Regions from separate parts of the Homo sapiens genome. Here region 2 is linked to region 1. Evidence: chromatin contacts called from ENCODE Hi-C or POLR2A ChIA-PET data. All regions are on one chromosome and are shown on one strand. Each heading gives the region's core, a stretch centred on a gene start or an enhancer-like site at or near the end of the contact. The rest is flanking DNA. Distances are from core to core; before and after follow the strand shown.

Region 1 (5,638 bases), core at 1,044-3,543:
AAACTCAATCATTTGCAGCAAATAGAATCCTGACTTTAATTGCTATCTGTGGACAAGTACTAGACACGTATTTTTGAGATAAATCTCAAAAAGAAAATTTCATATTTCCCAAAATGTCCTCCCCACTTCCCTTCTTTTCTTGTATTCATTCAGCAAAATTTATTGAGCATCTACTACATGCCAGGCCCTTGGCTAAGTACTGATAATACGAAGTTAAAGAAGACTTGCCTCTTACCCTGAGGGCCTGACAGTGTGAACTGATTATCATAATGTGGTATGATGAATACCAGGACAGAGAGATGCACTACTGCACAGGAAAAGGTGGGGACACAGAGGAGAGGGATTTAATCCTGAATGGGAAGAGCAGTGGGAATGAGACAGAGAATCAAGGAAGGCTTCCTGGAGGAGGAGGCAGTGGAACTCAATTTTGAAAGATGAATGAGAATGGATATGCCTCTCACTTTGACATCTAACAACTGAGTCAGGTGCCCTAGGTCAGAGTGTTTAGGAGAGGTTGGCAAGAATGGAGCCAGTGGGGGATCAGACAGGGCCCCTAGAATCCTTGAAAGACCCATAATGTTCACCTCCTTCCTGACTGGCCACTTCCAAGGTACAGGTAGAATAAGCTGACAGCTTATTATAGCTATCTATATGACCTCAAGTAAAACAAAATTGCCCAAACATGCCCTCAAGTCACCTGAACCATTTCAGGTTTCTTTAAAAAAAAAAAAAAAAAAAAAGGCTTTTGATTACCTTTTTTTTTCTTCTTCTTTTGCAAAGATTTCTTAAGAGCTTTAGAGCCAAAATGAGTGTCTCTGCATCTTTGCTTACTTGCTAAAGTATGCAGTGTCTTAAAGTTTTCTTTTTCTTTTTCTTTTTAAAAAAATTTTTTTTGAGACAAAGTCTCTGTCACCCAGGCTGGAGTGCAGTGGTGTGATCATAGCTCACTGCAGCCTCAACCTCCTGGGCTCAAAATAATCCTCCCACCTCAGCCTCTTGGGTAGCTGGGACCACAGACACACAGCATCCTGCCCAGCTAATTTTTTAGTTTTTTTGTAGAGACAGAGTTTCACCATGTTGCTCAGGCTTGTCCCGAACTCCTGGGCTCAAGCGATCCACCCGCGTCGGCCTCCGAAAGTGCTGGGTTTGTAGGCCTGAGCCACTATGCCTGGTTTAATAAACAGTTTTCTTCCTGTGTTGCTTTTGTTAAGAAAAATGAGACACACACCCCTTTCCTTTCTTCTAATGATGAGGCAGAGAACAGAATATTTTCCACTTGACGTTCTCCCCCTTTCTTCTCAAACCAGTTTGGCATTTTTCCACTTTCCACCTTCAGGTTCAAAGCGTGTCTGGGTGATGAGAACCAGGACACAGCTGGAACTCCGGCCATGGCGGGAGCTCACGCCTACCCTGTAGGCATAACATTCTAGGTTTCCCTTTTTTTCAGCAATAATACCTGGGTATAGTGGGAAAGAAGCTGGAATCAATCCTGGCTCCAGCACTTACCAGCCACAACCTTGGACACAGACCTCTATGACTCTATTTTCTCCTCTGTAAAGTGGGTTCAGATGAACCACTGAGACCAGTTGTTGACTGTCTCAGGTTGCAAGGGACAGAGATCAATGCTGGTCCCCACAGGCCGGGGAGCACAATTGTAGGGATAAACTAGAAGTAAAGCAACACTGGAAATCAGTTTGGCATCAAGACAATCAGATCTTCAGGAGAACTGGAGTGTTGTTCAGGATCCCACAGCAGCAGGTGTGCCTTCAGAAGCAGTGCCCACGCTGTGCCCCACGGAGTGACTGTGCCCAAGGCGTGACTCAGTTTCCCAGGGACCCTGCAGCGTCTGCAGCTGCTCCTTGTGCCCCTGCGGCTCTGTCTTCACGCGCCTTCGCCCTGCCTCGTGGCTTCTGCTTACTCACAAGTTTCCCCACTGCCCTTCTCCTGGCTGTCCCTCAGCCGCAGAAGTCCCCTCCATGTGTCTCTCCTCCTGCCAGCTCCCACAGGGCTGCCTCAGACAGAAGAGGCTCCCAGGCCTGGTCAGGGGTGGGGTCACAGGTACGCAGCGGGGTCACTGCGTTCAGGAAACTGCCAGGGGCTGGTGTTCTCGGAGAGGAGCCGCAGCTGGGCAGCCACTCAGCACACATCCTGTCCAGTTACGGGCCCTTTGTATAGATGAGGAAATGGCCCCCTTGGAAGATTCAGTATTGACGAGCCGCAGAGCAGCCATCACATCACACTGTGCTCTGGTGTCTCCAACCCCGTCACACTCCTCTGCTTCCTGTTTCTGTTCACCCACGCAGGATGCCGAGGGAAGCGGGGCTTCTCCTGCCTCTACCTGCCTTCAGCCCCTGTTCTGACATGACCTGAGTGCCACCCATCAAAAGACCCGTCCACCCCAAAACATCCCCAACCCACATCCCACTGCTAGTCCCTGATGAATTAGACAGTGAAGGCCTGATCTCCCCGAGACCCCAGTGAGCCCGCCATTGGCATGACGGTCAGATGAGTCCTGGGACAGTGGGAGGGCAGGCGCCAGGCTCAGGAAACGGAGGAGCAGCAGGAGAGGTGCTCCCATGTGGCACAGTTCAGAGGCGGGAGCCTGGGGTGCCAGTGAGAAACAAGGCAAGGTCTCCACTTTAACCTCTCACCTAGGACTCCCAGTGTGCAGCTGATCAGGTTTTTGGGCCCTGAACTGGAACATACCATTTTTAGACAGTGAGATAAAGATTCAAAATCAGGACTGCCCTGGAAAATCCAAGACCTATTGTGGTGTTCAGGTTGGGTGTTGTGTGGTTGGGTCAAACTTCATTTGAGAGCTTCAGTCAACCACAGGTGGCTGGGGCCCAGGAAGGAGGCGGCTCTTGCAAACAGATAAGGGCCACACTGGTGAGAGGCGCTCTCCCCAGAGCAGTAGGCCCCAACTGCTCACAGTTCCTGTGGTAAACTCGGTTCACTTGTGAAGATCAGGAGAGACAGGACCCATTACCTCCTCCTTGTGAAGATCAGGAGAGACAGGACCCATTACCTCCTCCTTGTGAAGATCAGGAGAGACAGGACCCATTACCTCCTCCTTGTGAAGATCAGGAGAGACAGGACCCATTACCTCCTCGTGAAGATCAGGAGAGACAGGACCCATTACCTCCTCCTTGTGAAGATCAGGAGAGACAGGTCCCATTACCTCCTTGTGAAGATCAGGAGAGACAGGACCCATTACCTCCTCCTTGTGAAGATCAAGAGAGACAGGACCCATTACCTCCTCCTTGTGAAGATCAGGAGAGACAGGACCCATTACCTCCTCCTTGTGAAGATCAGGAGAGACAGGACCCATTACCTCCTCCTTGTGAAGATCAGGAGAGACAGGACCCATTACCTCCTCCTTGTGAAGATCAGGAGAGACAGGACCCATTACCTCCTCCTTGTGAAGATCAGGAGAGACAGGACCCATTACCTCCTCGTGAAGATCAGGAGAGACAGGACCCATTACCTCCTCCTTGTGAAGATCAGGAGAGACAGGTCCCATTACCTCCTTGTGAAGATCAGGAGAGACAGGACCCATTACCTCCTCCTTGTGAAGATCAAGAGAGACAGGACCCATTACCTCCTCCTTGTGAAGATCAGGAGAGACAGGACCCATTACCTCCTCCTTGTGAAGATCAGGAGAGACAGGACCCATTACCTCCTCCTTGTGAAGATCAGGAGAGACAGGACCTATTACCTCCTCCTTGTGAAGATCAGGAGAGACAGGACCCATTACCTCCTCCTTCTCTCCACCACGCATCTTCCTCCTGTGTCCCCTCAGCCACTGAAGGTTTCAATGTGCCCTGATTTGTCCTCTCTTCCCAGTTGTCTGTATACAAAGTGCCCAGCTATTCCTCCCACTTTGCAGATGGAGAAATGGAGGCCTTAAGGCAGTGAGAAAGTTTTCCATGATGATGGTTAGACAGTGAGATTCAAAGATTCAAAATCAGGACTGCCCTGGAAACTCCAAGACGTCTTGTGGTGTTCCGGTTGGGTGAATACTTTCCAAGAGCACATGTGGAGGCTGAACAGGATTCCACTGAAAGCTGCTGTCATTTAAGAATCAGTCAGGCTGGGAACGGTGGCTCACGCATGTAATCCCAGCACTTTGGGAAGCTGAGGTGCATGGATCACCTGATATCAGGAGTTCAAGACCAGCCTGGCCAACATGGCGAAACCCTGTCTCTATTAAAAATACAAAAATTGGCTGGGCGTGGTGGCTCACGTCTGTAATGGCAGCACTTTGGGAGGCTGAGGTGGGTGGATCATGAGGTCAGGAGATCGAGACCATCCTGGCTAACATGGTGAAACCCCATCTCTACTAAAAATACAAAAAATTAGCCCAGCGTGGTGGTGGGTGCCTGTAATCCCAGCTACCAGCGAGGCTGAGGCAGGAGAATTGCTTAGACACAGGTTACAGAGGTTGCAGTGAACCGAAATCGCACCACTGTACTCTAGCCCGGGCAACAGAGTGAGACTCCATTTCAAAAAAAAAAAAGAATCAGTCAGTTGGTCATATCTATCCCCAGGAAGATACTGTGCCTTGTGTCCAGGGCTTAGTTGACAGCTGTGAGAATCAAAATACAAAAAAGATGAAAATTTCTGCTCCGGACAGATGTGGTCTAGTTGCGGAGGTAAAACAGGAAAGCAGAGAATTAGGGACTGAAATTCAACCTGAGCTTGGGTCCCCAAGCTGTATGCCCTGGTCAAAGGCTGGAAGAGCCACCTTTTTTTTGTTGTTTTTTTTGTTTTTTGTTTTTTTTTTTTTTGAGACAGAGTCTCCCTTATGTTGCCAGGCTGGAGTGCAGTGGAGCTATCTTGGCTCACAGTAACCTCCACCTCCCAGGTTCAAGCAATTCTCCTGCCTCAGCCTCCTGAGTAGCTGGGATTACAGGCACCTGCCACCACGCCTAGATAATTTTTGTATTTTTAGTAGAGACGGGGTTTCACCGTGTTGGCCAGGATGGTTTCGATCTCCTGACCTTGTGATCTACCCGCCTCAGCCTCCCAAAGTGCTAGGGTTACAGGTGTGAGCCACCACGCCCAGCAAGAGCCACCTTTTAAAAATCTGCACCAAAGGTGCCATATGGGCTAGTGGAGACCCTGGGAGAAGTGAGATCCCCCAGGAGGGCCAAGCTAGACAGAGTTCTTTAACCTTAAGACAATTGGCAATAGGAGCTGGGCATGATGGCTCATGCCTATAATCCTAGCACTTCAGGAGGCTGAGGCAGAAGGACTGCTTGAGCCCAGGAGCTTGAGACCAGCCTGGGCAACATAGCAAGACCCTGTCTCTACAAAAATTAAAAACAAAAAACAAAACTCAGCTGGGCATGGTGGTGTATCTGTTGTCCTAGCTACTCAGGTGGCAGAGGTGGGAGGATCGCTTAAGCCCAAGAGTTCGAGGATGCAGTGAGCTATGATCTTGCCACTGCATTCCAGACTAAGTGACACAGCCAGACCCTGTCTCAAAAAAAAAAAAAAAAAAACAAAGAAGGCCGGACGCGGTGGGTCACGCCTGTAATCCCAGCACTTTGGGAGGCCAAGGCAGGTGGATCACGAGGTCAGGAGATCGAGACCACCCGGGCTAACACGGTGAAACCCCGTGTCTGCTAAAAAT
Region 2 (5,638 bases), core at 926-3,425, 110 kb after region 1:
TAAATCCCCTGCGTGACATGCTACCTTCAGCTCTCATTCTTGGGACTAAGCTGAGTGGTGATTTGGGGGTGGCTTTCCCTTTTAGTGGCCGGCTCAGAAATAGCCAGCACACTTATTACACAGACTGCCAGGCTCTCTGGAGGAAGACAGAGGCTTTGGAGCCCAAGTTTAGCGTCAGCTGTTCTGTGGCAGTGTAGGGTGAGAATTGGACCTGGTGGTTTATGTTAAGAAGTCCAGGGCTGCAGAATGGGAATGCTTTCTTTAGAAGTTTACCCCCTTAAAAATAATTTCCACTTTCCTATCTATTTAAAGGGGCTTTTGAACTTGTGTTTATGAAATGTCTTCCCGCCATTTCATGTGACTTGGGACACAGCAGCTGGGATGATCTTCCTTTTACCCAAATGGAAAGTTGGGTTGGGCTAGGGCCTATGGAAAAGCTGGAGAAGTTTAGAAGCCAGGCAAGCAGGATTATAAAAAACAAGAACCAGGGGAAAAAAAAAACCCACATGATTTTGAGAGGCAGCCTAGTGTAATGGAAAGAGTGTAAGCTTTAGAGTCAGATGACTTAGAGTTGAATCCTAGCTCTGCTCCTTGGACATATTGCTGAATTTCTTCCATTTCCTCATGTATAAAACTTGAAAGTTACAGGGTTTTGAAGGCTCTTGCATGTAGTAGGCCCTTGATAAATACTGATTCCCTCCCAGGCGTTTTATCTTTGTTTTTTCTGGGGCTCTTAACTTTTCCTCACTGGACCTTTGTAGGCACCCATTTGGGGTTCAGCAGGTACCTGGGAGCCCAGAGGAAAAAGAGTGCTACAGACTCCAGGTGGGCCCTGGGTGACCACTGAATCCACCTTCATGATCAGGGCCCACGCAACACAGAGCTGCTTCCAGAGCTCTGGGGGATTTGCTATTAGCTTGGGGTAGTTTAAAATTGAATCCATCACAATGACATGATGGGGAGACATAAACAGAACATTTGGGAGCAGAGCACAGCTGCTAAGGTGGCATGATAGACTGCTTGGCATTACAGCATTGTTATTTATTAGGGAAAGTTGAAATGGGTCAGAGAATGAAGTTTTCCTAAAGACCTCAGTCTTAGGACTAGCAGTCTCTTTTCATTGTTCCTCCATAAAAATGTTTTGCTCTGCTCTATATTGGGCCAAATGCACCAGCCAAAATACTGTTTTGCAAATTTCAGGGGAGGGGATGCGGCTGCTCATTGTGGGCCCTCCCCTTCCTGCTGTTGACTCAGGCCAGTCTAAGGCGTTCTGTGCTGCATTTGGGGGATTTTCTGGGGCCGATTTTAGAATGCTTGCTTACTGTGCATGCAGAGTCCCCCCAGCCAGGCCCCACCCCAGCACGGCTCCTGCCTCTGTCATCTGAAGCCTCATGGGCTGAGGCTGGGAAGAGAATAGAAGACACTGGTCATATGCATGTGCCCAGAGTTTGTTTGAGGAAGAGATTATACATCCATATTTCCAAAGAGAAAAAACAGAGGTTTTTTTTTTTTTAAATGTGGCAAAGTGTACATAACATAAAATTCACCATTTTAACCATTTTAAGTGCACAGTTTAGTGGCATTACATCCATTCACACTGTCACGCAGCCATCACCACCATCCATCTCTAGAACTTTTTCATTTTCTCAAACTGAAACTACCCATTAAATAATCCCTCTCCCCTCTCTCCTAGGCCCCTACAACCATTAATCTACTTTTCTGTCTTTGTGAATTTGCCTATTTTCGGTACTTGGGATAAGTGGAGTCATACAGCGTTTGTCCTTTTGTGTCTGGCTTATTTCATGGAGCATAATGTGCTCAAGGGTCATCCCTGTTGTAGCATGTGTCAGAATTTCCTTCCCTTTTAAGGCTGAATGATAATCCATTGTGTGTCTATATCACATTTTGTTTATCCAGTCATCTGCCGATGGCACTTGGCTTGCTTCCACCTTTTGGCTATTGCAGGAAACTAGTTTTGACGTGTTGAGATGCAGGCCTGATTTCCCTGCCTGCTTGTGAGGTAGGTGGACACGTTGAATTGACGGTCCTGTGTGTGAGTGAAGTGTGTGCGACTGTGTCTGAGTGTCTGTCCTTCTCAGTTGACGTAAATACTAGGGTTATGAAAAGTCCTGTTTTATATCTGAAGAAACTCTCCCTGCCCACTGGCTTGTCAGAGCCTCTTGATGAAAGGGTAAACAGGAGGTGAGTGCTTGACGTAGGAGGAGTGAGTTATCCTGCCTCAGCCTCCTGTCCTGGAGAGTGTGTTTACTGCAGGCTGCTGTGGGGATGAGAGGACCAGTTTGGGAGCCTGACAGCCCCAGATCAGGACCAGTCTCAGAATTTCTTTGTTGTGTGACTTTGGCTAGGTCACTTTAACTTTTCTGAGCCTGGTTGTCTACATCTAAGAGGATTTTGGGATCCATATTAAATGTAACATGTCAAAAGCTGTTGCCCGGTGCCTGGCTGATGGTATGTATTCAAAACACCTTCTCTTCCTTAAAGAAACGCTTATACACTGTTGGTGTGAGTGTAAATTAGTTCAACCACTATGGAAGACTGTGGCGATTCCTCAAAGACCTAAAGACAGAAATACCATTCAATCCAGCAATCTCACTACTGGGTATATACCCAAAAGAATATAAATCATTTTATTATAAAGACACATGCATGTTTATGTTCATTGCAGCACTGTTCCATAATGGCAAAGACATGGAATCAACCCAAATGCCCATCAGTGGTAGACTGGATAAAGAAAATGTGGTACATATACACCATTGAACACTACGCAGCCATAGAAAGGAATGAGATCATGTCCTTTGCAGGAACATGGTTGGAGCTGGAGGCCATTCTCCTCAGCAAACCAACACAGGAACCGAAAACCAAATACTGCATGTTATTATAAGTGGGAGCTAAATGATGAGAACACATGGACACATAGAGGGGAACAACAGATACTGGGGCCTTTTGAAGGGTAGAGGGTAGGAGGAGAGAGAGGATCAGGGGAAATAACTAATGGGTACTAGGCTTAATACATGGGTGATGAAATAATCTGTAAAACAAACCCCCATGACAAAAGTTTACCTATGTGACCTGTACATGTACCTCTGAACTTAAAAGTACACAAACACATATGCATGCACACACACACACACACACACACACACACACACACACACACACAAATAAAACCTTCCGACAAAGGAAAAAAACCCACAAAAACCTTCTCCTCCTTTCTCCACCCGGATAGTGAGCATCTTGCCAGGGAGACACCTTGTTGTATTTACCTATAGGATTCCCCTTCCCTGGGCCTACCACAGTACCTGGCCCGCAGCAGCGGCTGCTGGTTGGATGCTTATTAACTTTATCCTGGACACTCTCTGGGAAACAAAGGCTGCTCCACAATAGGACTTTCCAAAAATGTTCTGAGAAAACACAGCCCCAGTGGAATCAGCACAGAGCTTTCTAAGGGGGTAGGCTTTGAAGAGAATATTATTTATTTGGATGGGTAAATTCTGGATTGTTTGAAAAACAAAAACATAATACTGGCCTCATTACTTTTTTCGTCATTGCCCCTTTGTCTGTGGGTAGAGTGCTTTTGAGAGATTATTGGTTGGAACTTTAAAAATAGGCCAGTTGTCAGATGTCTTGGCACGAAAACATATCCCAGTGGCTTTCTTTAGGAATTTTCATAAAGCTAAACGTCTCTCCTTGGAGAGGGCTGTGTTGATCACCATCTGCTGAATACTCTAAAGAGGTCGGAGAGCAAACTTGCTCCCAAGCTAGTGGAACTAGCCAGTGGAATCCAGATGTCAGTAAAGTGGGGAAGCACTTGTTTGTTGGGGGGGAAAATGGAGTGGTTGGTAATGGGAGCAAAAAGAGTCCAAATCATTTTTTCTGGACCCTTCTCCCAATTCCCATCCCTATCCCTACCCATCTGTCTTTGACTTTATCAGTGAGAGTCATACCAGCGTCCTTGGGTGGTTTTGTGGGTCAGGCAGAGAGAAGGGTACAAAGATTGTTGGTGGATTCCAAATGCCAGGTGAAAGGGGAAGGAGAAAGTGCTAGCATAAAAGCTCTGCCTGGGACCCGGCAGGCTGCTCTGGCACAGCTGACTGTGGCAGCAGCTCTGTGGTCTGGGCAGCCCCTGAGTAGCCTGCTAATTGTGACTGGCTTCATTAGCATTTTGGGCAGTGGCCCCGAGCAGCTGGGCTGCTGCTGTCAAGAGTTGCTTTGCAGATGGAAGACCTCCTTTTCTGTCCTCTCCTCTTGGCCCTCATTACTATCTAATGCCAAAGATACAGAGTGGGGGTGACTCTTGGCTTGGGTTCTGTGGGACCCTGAACACACGAGACAATCCTGATGGGGGGCGGTCAGGAGTGGGGGTGGTTACATTCTGAGTTTCCCGGAACAGCTCTGCAAAACAGCTCCCCAAGGGATGTTGTCTAATTCGTCTTTGCATTTCCAGTGCCAGCATGGTACCTGCCATATATAGGCAGCTGCAGTTTAAAAGGCTATGCTCTTTTCTGGAACCCTCCAGGGCTGCAGGGATCTCTTGTATGATAATGTCACTATTTGCCATTTCATAGGGGCTTAATCATTGCTGAACCCTATCAGAAGTGTGAACCCTATCAGAAGTGCTAAGCCCATTTGTTTTTTCTTGCCAGAGGCTTGGGCCTGAGACTTGGTATGGCTTCTACTTTGGGTGTATTTCTCCTAAGGAAAACGTAGGGCAATTGGGAGCTTTATCCTGGTTTCTTTTTAAAAATAGTTGTTACAGACACTCCCTTGGCTGGTCCTGGCAAAGACTCTTGAGGTTGTAGGAGCTGCTCTTTCCTCCTCCCCAGACACCTGGGGAAGTTGGTGAGCTCCTTGAGGAAACTCGGAAGCAGTATCTTTTTAATCTTTTTACCTCCATCCCTATGGTCTTGAGTAGAGAGCCACACACAAAAGGCCCCTGGACAATGAGGAGCAATGGCGATGCTGCCCAGCTAGAGATCCTTCCCACAGTTGGTATCTGTGTGGCCCCTCTGTGCCAAGCAAGGCCACAGGAGGGCAGGAGGGCACTGTGTCTCTAGGTAAGTGCTCCCTACAGTGCTGGAACTGCTGGGGCTGCAGTTTCATGGAACCCCTCAGTTTTGCCAGCCTCAAGTTGACAAGTGCAAAAGCAGATGTGGTTTCTGAGCTCATTCATGTTCCTTTACAGCGGGCAGCACCCTTGGTCTCAGTGGAAAAAGCTGTTCCAGGGACAGAGGGTAGAGGCTGTTCCTATGTTGGCCTCTGAGCTGGAGGCTGGAAACAAGGGATCAGGGTGTGATGTGGGAGGGCAGATGGCACAGAAGACTCCAAACCCTAGTGTTCCCCTTTAAGGCCCACTTTTGGTTGTTTCACTGTGGACAGTGGGTGAGATTTTTGTTTTCATCCCGAGGATGGAAGCCATAGACTCATGACTCTGAAGAGCTCTCTTATGAATAACTTACGGTTCTATATCTCATGGTGGAAATATTTGGCAGCATTCTGCACTATTTCTGCCTTCTCTTCTTGACCAGATTTTATTTTGTTCCACTCTGATCTTATTTTGGCCCAAGTGTAAATGACGCTATAGAAAGATTCCTTTTTTAAATATTCCTTTTTGCTCACT

Evidence for each region. Hi-C counts contacts between places; a loop is a spot of excess contacts on that map. ChIA-PET counts read pairs that join two places held with the same protein, here RNA polymerase II (POLR2A). Pooled maps may share reads with other maps.
Region 2: a pooled map shows a loop between it and region 1 (3-fold over the local background). The contact joins two enhancer-like sites. A Hi-C loop is called at or near these places in 2 of 37 single-sample maps with no recorded cell type and 6 of 50 pooled maps. POLR2A ChIA-PET finds 5 or more read pairs at or near these places in 11 of 52 experiments (CD4-positive, alpha-beta T cell, GM10248, HCT116 and 7 more).

Annotation. Positions count from the first base shown.
Region 1 is chr1:226,795,731-226,801,368 of GRCh38, reverse strand. No RefSeq gene overlaps it. Among named protein-coding and RNA genes, the nearest start is that of ITPKB, 59 kb to the right of the region's middle. RefSeq lists an enhancer at 2,012-2,061. Within about 2 kb of position 2,293, at least 11 of the 41 ENCODE cell types and tissues checked have a DNase peak (open chromatin) inside an H3K27ac peak, as active enhancers do; they include CD4-positive, alpha-beta T cell, where a contact is called at or near this core.
Region 2 is chr1:226,687,113-226,692,750 of GRCh38, reverse strand. All of the region lies in intron 2 of ITPKB (inositol-trisphosphate 3-kinase B), which reads left to right. Among named protein-coding and RNA genes, the nearest start is that of ITPKB-IT1, 15 kb to the right of the region's middle. RefSeq lists an enhancer at 3,654-4,153 and a silencer at 5,016-5,065. Within about 2 kb of position 2,175, at least 16 of the 41 ENCODE cell types and tissues checked have a DNase peak (open chromatin) inside an H3K27ac peak, as active enhancers do; they include CD4-positive, alpha-beta T cell, where a contact is called at or near this core.